Linked DNA regions of Homo sapiens: all the other regions are linked to region 2. A link is a contact called in ENCODE Hi-C data. All regions are on one chromosome and are shown on one strand. The core of a region is the stretch at or near the end of the contact, and the rest is flanking DNA. Distances in the headings are between cores, read along the strand shown.

What was found. A loop is a pair of places that touch in the nucleus more often than their neighbours do. Pooled maps may share reads with other maps.
Region 1: a loop to region 2 is called in a map of CD4-positive, alpha-beta T cell, with 4 times the contacts of the local background. The contact joins the promoter of CFAP57 here to the promoter of FOXO6 in region 2. A Hi-C loop is called at or near these places in 2 of 168 maps with a recorded cell type or tissue (CD4-positive, alpha-beta T cell and naive thymus-derived CD4-positive, alpha-beta T cell) and 6 of 50 pooled maps.
Region 3: a loop to region 2 is called in a map of CD8-positive, alpha-beta T cell, with 5 times the contacts of the local background. The contact joins the promoter of SVBP here to the promoter of FOXO6 in region 2. A Hi-C loop is called at or near these places in 1 of 168 maps with a recorded cell type or tissue (CD8-positive, alpha-beta T cell), 1 of 37 single-sample maps with no recorded cell type and 5 of 50 pooled maps.

What each region holds. Positions count from the first base shown.
Region 1 is chr1:43,170,306-43,173,584 of GRCh38, reverse strand. CFAP57 (cilia and flagella associated protein 57) reads right to left here and starts at 1,255. Exons shown (of 23, transcript NM_001378189.1): 1 at 1,132-1,255; 2 at 675-850. The coding sequence starts at 831. It overlaps EBNA1BP2 (EBNA1 binding protein 2), which reads left to right and starts at 1,295. Exons shown (of 9, transcript NM_006824.3): 1 at 1,295-1,532; 2 at 1,616-1,699; 3 at 1,934-2,106; 4 at 2,706-2,829. The coding sequence starts at 1,467. It overlaps MIR6733 (microRNA 6733), which reads left to right and starts at 1,873; the gene lies at 1,873-1,933. RefSeq lists a silencer at 829-1,028 and enhancers at 1,139-1,188, 1,269-1,398, 948-1,583, 1,529-1,758, 1,584-2,220.
Region 2 is chr1:41,359,936-41,363,304 of GRCh38, reverse strand. It overlaps FOXO6 (forkhead box O6), which reads right to left and starts at 1,871. Exons shown (of 3, transcript NM_001291281.3): 1 at 961-1,871. The coding sequence starts at 1,374. RefSeq lists silencers at 1,156-1,375, 1,576-2,235 and enhancers at 2,034-2,328, 2,396-2,465.
Region 3 is chr1:42,815,669-42,819,010 of GRCh38, reverse strand. It overlaps SVBP (small vasohibin binding protein), which reads left to right and starts at 1,614. Exons shown (of 3, transcript NM_199342.4): 1 at 1,614-1,821; 2 at 2,431-2,580. The coding sequence starts at 2,467. ERMAP (erythroblast membrane associated protein (Scianna blood group)) reads right to left here and starts at 1,889. Exons shown (of 12, transcript NM_001017922.2): 1 at 1,758-1,889. RefSeq lists silencers at 1,471-1,760, 1,911-2,110, 2,671-2,740.

The sequences.
Region 1 (3,279 bases), core at 6-2,505, 1.8 Mb before region 2:
AGACACAGAATACAGGGAGAAGCACTAGAACTGGTAATATTCTGTTTCCTATGCTGGGTGGCTGGGTTCACAGATCTACATTCTATTGTAATTCTTTAAATATGACATATATGTAGGGTACATTCTTTTGTATGTATATGTCACAATAAAAGGTGTCAATGCAACAAAGAATGGGAAAATGGATTCGGTTGTTGAAATAATGAATATCATTAACAGGACCACTGTGAACAAAAATAAGGGCTGTAATGCTATACAAATGGTTATTTGCGACTTGGGATAAAGTTTACAGTGTCTTCATCATACTTGGATTCAAACGGTGATATAATGAAGGTGGTGTGCTCAGGAAAACTGTTAGACAACTCAAAAAGTGGCTCTGGTGATGACAAAGGCAGTGATATTGAAGACACCAAAAGAGGGGTTCTTAACATATTTTCATGAAATTACAGTGAAAAAAGTACTTTTAAATTAACATTTTATATGTGATTTTAACTACATATGCGTGACTGATTAATCTAGTTTCATAATACAAGTCGCCATTTATTTCCTCTACATTTATAATACTGCATATATATTCAAATTGGCCAAAATCTTTCTTTCCAATCATCATGCTGGGATTATGGGGTTATATGTGGCACATACCATTCCTGTATATGTCAGGATGGAAAAAGTTTTACCTGGAATGAATTTTTGCCATTTCTGATCCACATTGTACTTCACACAGTGATTTCCTGAAGGAAATATAATGATCTGTTCATCGAAGTAGAAGATATTGTTGGCCACGTGGGATCGAAGACCAAAAACATGCAGCGTCTGAGCTACCACGGCTGACATGATCTCCCGCCAAACAGTTCTGCTGAAGACCAAGGCAGCGCTTCAGAGTGGAGAGCACCGCCCCGCTCCGACCCCGCCCCCGGCCCGGACTCGCCCTCCCCGCCCTTTGCTCCTCCCCTTGTCTCTCCCCTTTCTCCTCCCCTTGTCCCTCCCCTTTCCCCTCCCCTTGTCCCTCCCCTTTCCCCTCCCCCGGGGTCCTCCTCCGCGCCACCCCACCCCCGCGGCTCCTTTTTCTGCCTTTTCCTTTGTACCCTCACTGCTACCAGCTCCTTCTGGCGACCCCCAGGTACCCCCTCCCACCTTTCGTTTCTCTCTGGGTCAGCAGACCACGCATGTATCCAGAGGCGCTACCTGTAGGGATCCTAAGCAACCCGGACACTTTCAAACGCCGTAGCGGTTCCTATAGCAACGACAAACCGGAAGTATGGTTTGCCGCCGGAAGCGGAAGTCCCAATCAAAAGTTGAGCAGTAGCTGTGAGTTGCTGGCGCTGGAGCGATTCGGTGGCACGTGGAGCCACGGCGTGGGAGTAGGGGGCTGAAGGCAGGCAGCAGCGGCCAGGGCCGCCCTCTGCTAGCCGCTTGGGTCTCGGGATACCCCGTTTCTTCCTGTAGGTGTGGGACGTGCGTGCGGCGAGATGGACACTCCCCCGCTCTCGGATTCGGAGTCGGAATCCGATGAATCCCTTGTCACAGACAGAGAGGTAGGTGTCAGCCGAGCTCGTGGGGCTGGGCGTGGGAGAGGGGGCCTTACACCCCTGGGAGTGACCGTGATTGTGTCCTGCAGTTGCAGGATGCGTTTTCCCGAGGGCTTCTGAAGCCAGGCCTCAATGTCGTGCTAGAGGGGCCGAAGAAGGCCGTGAACGACGTGGTGAGCGTGGGCACAGGGTCGGGGGTACTCGGACATGGGATGCGCTTCAGGCGCTGTTGGGCTTGGGAGACCGATTCTTGTCCCAGGAAAGATGCACCCTGCGCCTCGCCAAGAGGGTCAATTACCTGTCTGGGTATTGGGGATTAGCACTTTGTCCCTTCGCCTAACAGCCTGTGCTTGGGAAAGACAAACTCAGAGTTCCCTTCTTGTGAGCTCAGTGTCTGGATTTCCTAGAATGGCCTGAAGCAATGTTTGGCAGAATTCAAGCGGGATCTGGAATGGGTTGAAAGGCTCGATGTGACACTGGGTCCGGTACCGGAGATCGGTGGATCTGAGGCGCCAGCACCTCAGAACAAGGACCAGAAAGCTGTTGATCCAGAAGACGACTTCCAGCGAGAGATGAGTTTGTATGTTTGTTTTCAAATGTTGGAGAAGTTGAGGATCCTTGTGCAGGAGAGTGGGAAAGAGGGGAAATTAGTAAGTCTGCACTCAGAATAAGCCTAGGAGTAGAGAGAGCGGCTTCTTTTGACTAAGAATAGCTAGGAGATTCTTCCTGTTTGAGAGAAGAGCTCTTTGGTCCACGGTCACGATCCAAAATCCACTTTATGGGCTAATTTGAAATATTCATGTTAAAACTTTTTGTGCATGCTTCAGTTATTAGGAAAACAAACAAACAAACATTGCTTATGGGATGTTCTTGTGTGGAATTGCTTTAGTAATTACATAAGAATCCATAATCGACATTCGTTTGTGTTAATGGGTACCTTTAGAGTAGTCATTCTCTTAAACTATTTTTAGCAACACCCCTCCCCTTTTTAAAAACTAGTATACGGCTACATTTCTTTTAGATACTAAATCAGTGAGACAGTTTTTGTTTGTTTGTTCTTGCTAATGGAGGTCAGATTTTGAGAGTCCTTCTGAGCTTGGATAACTCATGATTGGCGGTGAAAAGGAACGTAAGGCCTCCTCCTTCACCTCATTACACATTTTGTCCTACGATTCTCAGCTATCGCCAAGCCCAGGCCGCAGTGCTTGCAGTCTTACCCCGCCTCCATCAGCTCAAAGTCCCTACGAAGCGACCCACTGATTATTTTGCGGAAATGGCCAAATCTGATCTGCAGATGCAGAAGGTAAGAAATAGAAGTTTTCCTCTGGAAAGTCAAAACTTTGTACTTAAGCATATTCAGCTGGCTTAGAAAGATAGCTATGAGCCCAATAACGGGGAGCCAGTTGTCAGAGGACAATTATTACCTCTTCCATAGATTGGCTACTTCAGAGTCATGCCAGTTACCACCAATTAGATGCATATAAAAATGACATTTTTTCTAAAATCAGCAATTAAGGAGAGGAACAGTGCTGTGTGAAGTGTGGTCCCCGAGGTGAAGATGGCCCAGTGCATTTCCTAGCTGGCATGGTCATGACATGGTGTGCAGAGAGGACAGCATTCTTGTGCCCTTGCCACTGTCAGTGCTAGAACTTGTAGACAATTACTTTTCTCTGGGCCTCAGTTTTCTCCTCTGTAAAATGAGGGATTCTTAGATGGTTCAGATATAGTACAATTTAGAGTTGGGTAGAACTTG
Region 2 (3,369 bases), core at 622-3,121:
GGCACAGGAGGGGTCTCCAGCCTCCTCTCCCCCAAAGGCATAGACTATCCCCACTCTCCAACAAGATGGCCAGGGGAGGAGCTGGGTCGAGAGGCCACAATCCAAGCAAGCCCCTGTCCCCTCCTAAGGTGGCTCCCCCCTTTCCACTGGCTGGCACTGAGGCCTCCCTGGGGTACCCTGCCCCTCCCCCAGCCCCTAAATGGATCTGGGCTCCGACAGCTAGGGAAGTGGAAAAAAGCATCCTGGGTGGGTATGGACAGATCCCCAGCTCTCAACACCCTGTCCTCACACCAGCAGGGGCCATCACCAGTGACCCCCATCCTGATCTAGGTAAGGGGGGCAGCAGCCACCCCATGGAGAACTCAGATCTCAGGTCACCTGCCGAGTTCCCCACTCCAGGCTGGTTGGTGCCCTAGGGTGAACTCTGGCACCACAAGAAGAACTGTGGGCCCATGGTCACACTCCTCACCCTGGGGACAGCTCCAGGAAGCGCAATGATAGAGATTTGGGAGGGAAAGCCGGCATTGGCCCCAAGTCATTATTCCAGCGCTCTAAGAAGGGTGCCCTGGTGGAAAGGGTAAAACAAGAGTCACACAAAGCAGACTTGGGGGAGGAGGGGGAGGCTCCCCAATGTCCGCGGCCTGGGAATGGGTTCCTCTGCTATGCCCCCAAGGACAGGGTGGGGACGTGCCTCGGGGACGCCTCAAAGCGGCAGTCCCTTGTCACCCTACCAGACCTCCCACCCCGCATCCCTCCCCGCAAGGGAGCACGCACACAGCTGCTCCCAGTACGCCCCCGCCCGTCCGCTGGCCGGCCCCACGCCCTGGGCGCACACTCTGTGACCCCGGGGGGTGCCAAAAAGCCCTCCTTCTGACGGCCCTCCTGGAGCCCAACACACCTAGCAGCCCCTGGAAGCCCCAGTCGGCGTCCCCAGCCCCCTCCCCAGCCGGACGCCCCCACCTTCCAGCCGGCCGAGCTGTTGCTGTCGCCTTTATCCTTGAAGTAGGGCACGTAACGGACCATCCAGTCGTAGATCTGCGAGAGCGTGAGCCGCTTGTCCGGGGCGCTCTCGATGGCTTTGGTGATGAGGTCGGCGTAGGACAGGTTCCCCCACGCGTTCCGCCGAGAGCTCTTCGCTTTCCGCAGCGGTCCGACCTCCGCGCCCAGGGGCGGCGCTGGGGCCATCGCCGGGGCCGTAGCCCGGCGCTCCGGCCCGCAGTCCTCGGCGCCCTCGGCCACCCCTGCGCCCAGCGCTCCGTCCTCGTCGCCGGCCAAGTCAGGCTGCGGCAGGGGCCAGGTACACGAGCGCGGCCGGCTCTGCGGCGCGAAGTCCGGGTCCACGTCCACCTGATGCGCTCGCAGCTTCGCAGCCATGGTCCCGCCCGGCTCGGGCGAGGAGGGGAGGGAGGCTTCGCGGAGGGTGGGCGGGCGGCTCCGGGATCTGCACGCCCCGGGGAGGCCCGCGGGAGGGGTCCCTGGCGGCGCTGTCTCAGCCGCGGGGCGCCATGGGCCGAGGCGCGGAGGCAGGGGGCTGGACGCGCTGGGGAGCACGAAGGGAGGGAAAGACCTGGGCAGTGAGGGGGCGGCGGCCCGGGAGCCCAGCGGGCACACACCTCGCCCAGCCCCGCTTCTAGCACCTGCCGCCTGCCTGCGCCTGCAGCCACCACCGCCACCGCCGCTGCCGCCGCTCCCCGGGCGCCGGCCCTGCGCACGGGCCCTGCTCTCCCGGGACGAGGCCGGATTGCACCATGCCGGAGCCCGAGCCGGTGCCGGAGCCCGCGCCGCCGCCGCCCGGTGAATGCTGCCGCCGCCGCCGCTCCGGCTCCAGCGCCAGCTCCCGCGCCTGCCGCGCTCAGCGCCGGCTGCACCTCGGGATGGGCGGGGGACGGGGAGGGGGCGGGCCCGACGCGGGAGGGGGCGGGGCGTTTCGCCTGCGGCCGCGGAATCCTCAGCCAGCCCAGGTGCCCCGCCCGCGGGCTGGGAGACCGGGCGCTGAGCTCCCAGCTCGGGGCGACCCCGCCGCAGCCCCTGCAAGCAACAGCGCCGCCTACGGAGCAGGGGCGGAGCGGCTGGCGCGACCCCGCCCCCTGCTCGGCGCGGAGGCGGGGGGGCTAGGGGGCGGAGCCCTAACACTCCCATTGGTCCGCGGCTGGACTGTCCTGCCCATGGGCTCGACAGGATCCCTCCCAGAAGCGCGTCACCGGTTATTGTTACAACCCGGGGTTTCCCGGGGCAACGGGATGGGGCGGGGCTCAGGGCACTGGCCCCGCCTTCTACTCCGGAGAGGACTGCCCCGCCCTCTGTTTGTAGACTCCTGACGTTCCCAAGTCTCCGTTCCAGGACTCTGACAGGGAGGATGATCGAACTCTGCTCTTCTTTGTGCCCTGGACTGAGCTGGGGAAAAAGAATGGGTCAAGAATACCTGGGTTCTAGGCTAGGCTTTGCCACAATTCTCGCTCCTCCATCCGCAAACATGTTCTTCATGGTGCCTGTGGTCATAGTTTTAGAGCTCCAGTTCTCAAAGTTTGACGCAGAGCAGAATCATCCCCTAGAGCTTGTTAACATTGCTGGACCCCAACTCCAGAGTTTCTGATTCGGCAGGTCTGGGTTGGGGCCCCAGACTTTGCATTTCTAACCAGCTCCCAGGTGATGCACGAGAGACCACACCTTGCAAACCATTGTTTTAGAGTCTGTGGGAGGTTCTTACTGCGGTTGTTGGAACAAGCACTTGTCTAAAGTTCACAGTGTTTGGGGAGATGCTTCTCAATCAGTTCCTGGATATTTATTGAGCACCTCTGACGCACCAGGCACTGTCCAGGGCTCTACAGTGAGAGCAGCAACTGAAACAAATGAGGTCCCCTACTGCATAGACTAGTCAGGAGTCAGATGCTAATCAGATCATCACATGAGCTCAGAAGGGCGAGGCTAGCCGAGAGGTTGGGCAGTCCGTGGCCTCATCCTACAGGCTGCTGAGCTAGGTTTCCCAGTCACCACTGCACCTGCTGGCCTTCGCTCAGGGTATTTATCCCCTCTGCCTAGAACACCATTTCCCCGCCGCAAGGCCCTCATCAGAGATTCTCCCACTCTTCAAAGCTCCGTGCAAATGTCAACTTAGCCCTGACACCTTCTCTAGCCCCAACTCCCAACACTTTCTGTTCTCTGCTTGCCCAGACCACTTGTTGAGCTGCCAGCAACACCTTGTGCCCCTTTAGCACAATATTCCTATTTTGCCAATCAGGAAACTGAGGCCCAGAATGAGCAGGTGATTCCCCTGGTGGCATGGCCAGGACTGGAATCTCAAGCTCCTGATTTCTTTACCAGCCAGTACCTTGCTCCTGAGGACGCTGGAGATGCGAAGGTCTCTGGGCA
Region 3 (3,342 bases), core at 365-2,864, 1.5 Mb before region 2:
AGGTCCTGCCGTGTCTTCAGCTGTAATCTAGTTCATAGCTTATATGAACGTTATAAACCATACCATGTGACACAAATGTAAAATACCAGTACTACATCAAGATTTCTGAAATAGACTCTGACTTGGTTACTTTTATTAATAATAATCGAATCAGCATTTGTATAGGGTTTTTAAAAAGACATTTAATGTACTTTCCTCTGATTGCTAAAGTATAAACGTTTACTGTAGAAATTTTGGAAAAGCTGGGCGCAATTGCTCACATCTGTAATCCCAGCACTCTGGGAGACTGAGGCAGGAGGATCACTTGAGCCCAGGATTTCCAGATCACCCTGGGAAACACAGTGAGACTCCATCTCTACAAAAAAATTTTAAAAAATTAGCCAGGCATGATGGTGTGTGCCTGTAGTCCCAGATACTTTGGAGGCTGAGGTGGGAGGATTGCTTGAGCCCAGGTTACAGTGAGTTATGATCACACCACTGCACTCCAGCCTGGGTGACAGAGCAAGACCCCATCTATTTTTTAAAAATTAAATAAATAAAAAATAAACATTGTGCAGTAGATCTCTAGAACTTTTTCACCTTACAAACCTAAAATTCTATACCCTTTAAACAATTCCTCTTTTCCCTCTCTCCTAGCCACTGGCAGTCACCATTCTACTTTCTGTTTCTTAGACTTTGATTGCTTTAGATACTTCATATGAATGGAAACATGCAGTATTTGTCTTTTTGGGGCATTGTGCTCACTTTTAAGGCTTTTGATACCTAGTACTAAACTGACCTCCAGAAAGGCTGTTAACGATTTACAGTTTGACTGGAAGCGTGTGTCCATCTGGGCTGAGTTCATTGCTTGCTTAGCATCTATCAGTTGTTTCAATTCTTGCCAGTTTGATAGAGGAACAAATAGTGGACCCAAACAGGGTTTTACTTTGGATAAGGCCATTGTCCTATGAATCCTGGCTGAAATATTTGCTCCAGCACTTAGAAGCTGTGTGACCCGGGACAACTCACTTAACTTTTCAATGCTTCTGTTCCCTTATGTGTAAATGGGGATAATAATATACACGTATACATTATACACACTTATTATGAGGAATTAGTTAATAAATGTGAAGCTGTAAGAACAGTGCCTGGAATATAGTAAGCCCAAATGTAAGGTAGCTATTATCATTTTTGTCAATCCTTGCTAATGTAATACCTGGAAAATTACAGCCAGCTATTTTAATTTACATCTCCTCGGTAATCAGTTGAACGTGAATGTTCTCTGTATTTATACTGGCTATTGGTACTTCTGTCAAGATTTCCTTTTTCAAAGCACTGTGGCAAACGGGATCTCACTTGATCCTCCCAATAAACTCATGAATGAAGAAGGTGGCAATCATCAATCCCCACTTTTCGAATTAAGAAATTGAGCCTCGGAATTCGAATTCTGAGCAATTCCAATTCCAGGATTCGGATCTCACCCTCTAAAACCTAGTAGCTGTTGCAGAAAATATAACGGGAAAAAGCTTTGGTTAGCCGTAACCACCACCCACCCCGGTGTGGCTCCGCCCCTGCCCCGCCCCGGCACCGGCTTGCCCCGCCCCGCCCTCTACGCGGGTTTCCAGCCATCCTCTCTGCGCACGCGCGGCCGCTCCTGCGGGCGGAAGCCTCCTGGCGCTCGGCCCTGCGCCCCTCCCCCCGGCGCGCGGCCCCGCCCAGGACGAGGGGCGGTGGGCAGGCAGCGCTGGGTCCAGTGGTCGGGGGAAGGCGAGGATTACCCTCCCGGAGGCGTTGTCTGCGACTCGGCGGAGGCTCCAACTTCCAGTGGCCCGGTCGGGAAAGGTACAGACTCCCAAGCCTCTTGGTCGGCGGCTCCAGCGACCGCCATTTTCCTCCAGGAGAGGGAAGAGGGCAGGAGGCGGGGGCCGTCCCCTGGGGCCGGGCGGGCCGGGGCGGGGTCGGGGGGCCGGGCGGTGGGGGGCGGGCCCGGCTGGCTATGGGGCCCGGCCCCCTGGCCCCAGGAGCGGCTGCTGCGGCGGAGTTAGGCCGGCCGCAGTGGGAAAACCCTGGGCGCCCTCTGGGTCTCAGCGTCCCATTAGGACGGTTCCGCGCTGGGTGCCGCACGCCGCACAGTGGGCAACGCTTTCACAGGGGTCTTTGCATTTCACCCGCACACAGCAGCTCCTGGAGGGAGGCCAGGAAAACACTTAACCCATTTTGCAGACAGAAAACTAAGGCTCAAAGTGGGGAGGAGACTTGCCCAGGGACACCCAGCGAGGTTGTGGCCTTGGGACTCGGTTCCTACTCCCCCACATCCAGCGCCCTTGCCACCAGACCACTCTGCCTCACCTGGCAAAGGATGGGGCGGAGCTAAAGGATTAGAGGAGTAACTGGCAGGGTATTTTTTGTTTTGTTTTGTTTTGAAGATCTGCCTCTTTCTGTACCACCCAGATCAGAGCCTCCTAAGAAATATCCAGAAGTCAAGCCATGGATCCACCTGCACGTAAAGAAAAAACCAAAGTTAAAGAATCTGTCAGCAGAGTTGAGAAGGCCAAACAGAAATCAGCCCAGCAGGAGCTGAAGCAGAGACAAAGAGCAGAGGTGAGATTAAGGCGGAGGCTCTGTATGCCTGTAGTCTGCTGGAGATGATGCTGGAATAGAGAAACAGCAGAAAGGAGAACTGACAGCGAGCCATACTTGCCTCCAGGCAGGATGGGTGTTCTCCCAGGTTTAGAGGGGACAACACTGAGGTTCAGAATGGTGAGGTGGCAGCCCAGAATCACATGCCAAGTTAGTGTCAGAACCCCAGTCTGGTGCGGAGCTTTTGTGGTAAGAGACCCAAGGGAAGGAAGAAAGGAAAAAAAATGATATGTAAGGGGAAAGAAGGGGTCAGAATGAGAGAGAGCACGCAAGTGTCAGACACCCCCAGTACAGATGTTCTGGATTTGGTGCGGAAAGCAGCTACTCATGCCAGGTAGAGGCCCAAGCTTTAAACTCACCAGTGTGTTCCTTTGTTCTCTCAACGATTACAATCAACTTGAGAATAAAAAGCTTTAAACTTTACCCTGCCAATATTGAGCCACATACAGACATAAGTATTTTATTTTAGTATTTAATGTCAGGGAAAATCTTGCTGGTCTCTTTTTCCCTCTTTGTTTTGTTTATCTGTCTGCTTTGTTCATTTCCTGTCTTACATCCTTTTACTTCTCCATGGACAACTACTTTTTTTTATACTTTTACATTCAAATATATTAATAGATATCCTTGAACAATATACAGTAGTATTTTAAATTTTTACATTAATAAAATTCCTGCATTTTATTTTGCATTTTGCTTACATTGTTTTTTAGAACTATTCATGCC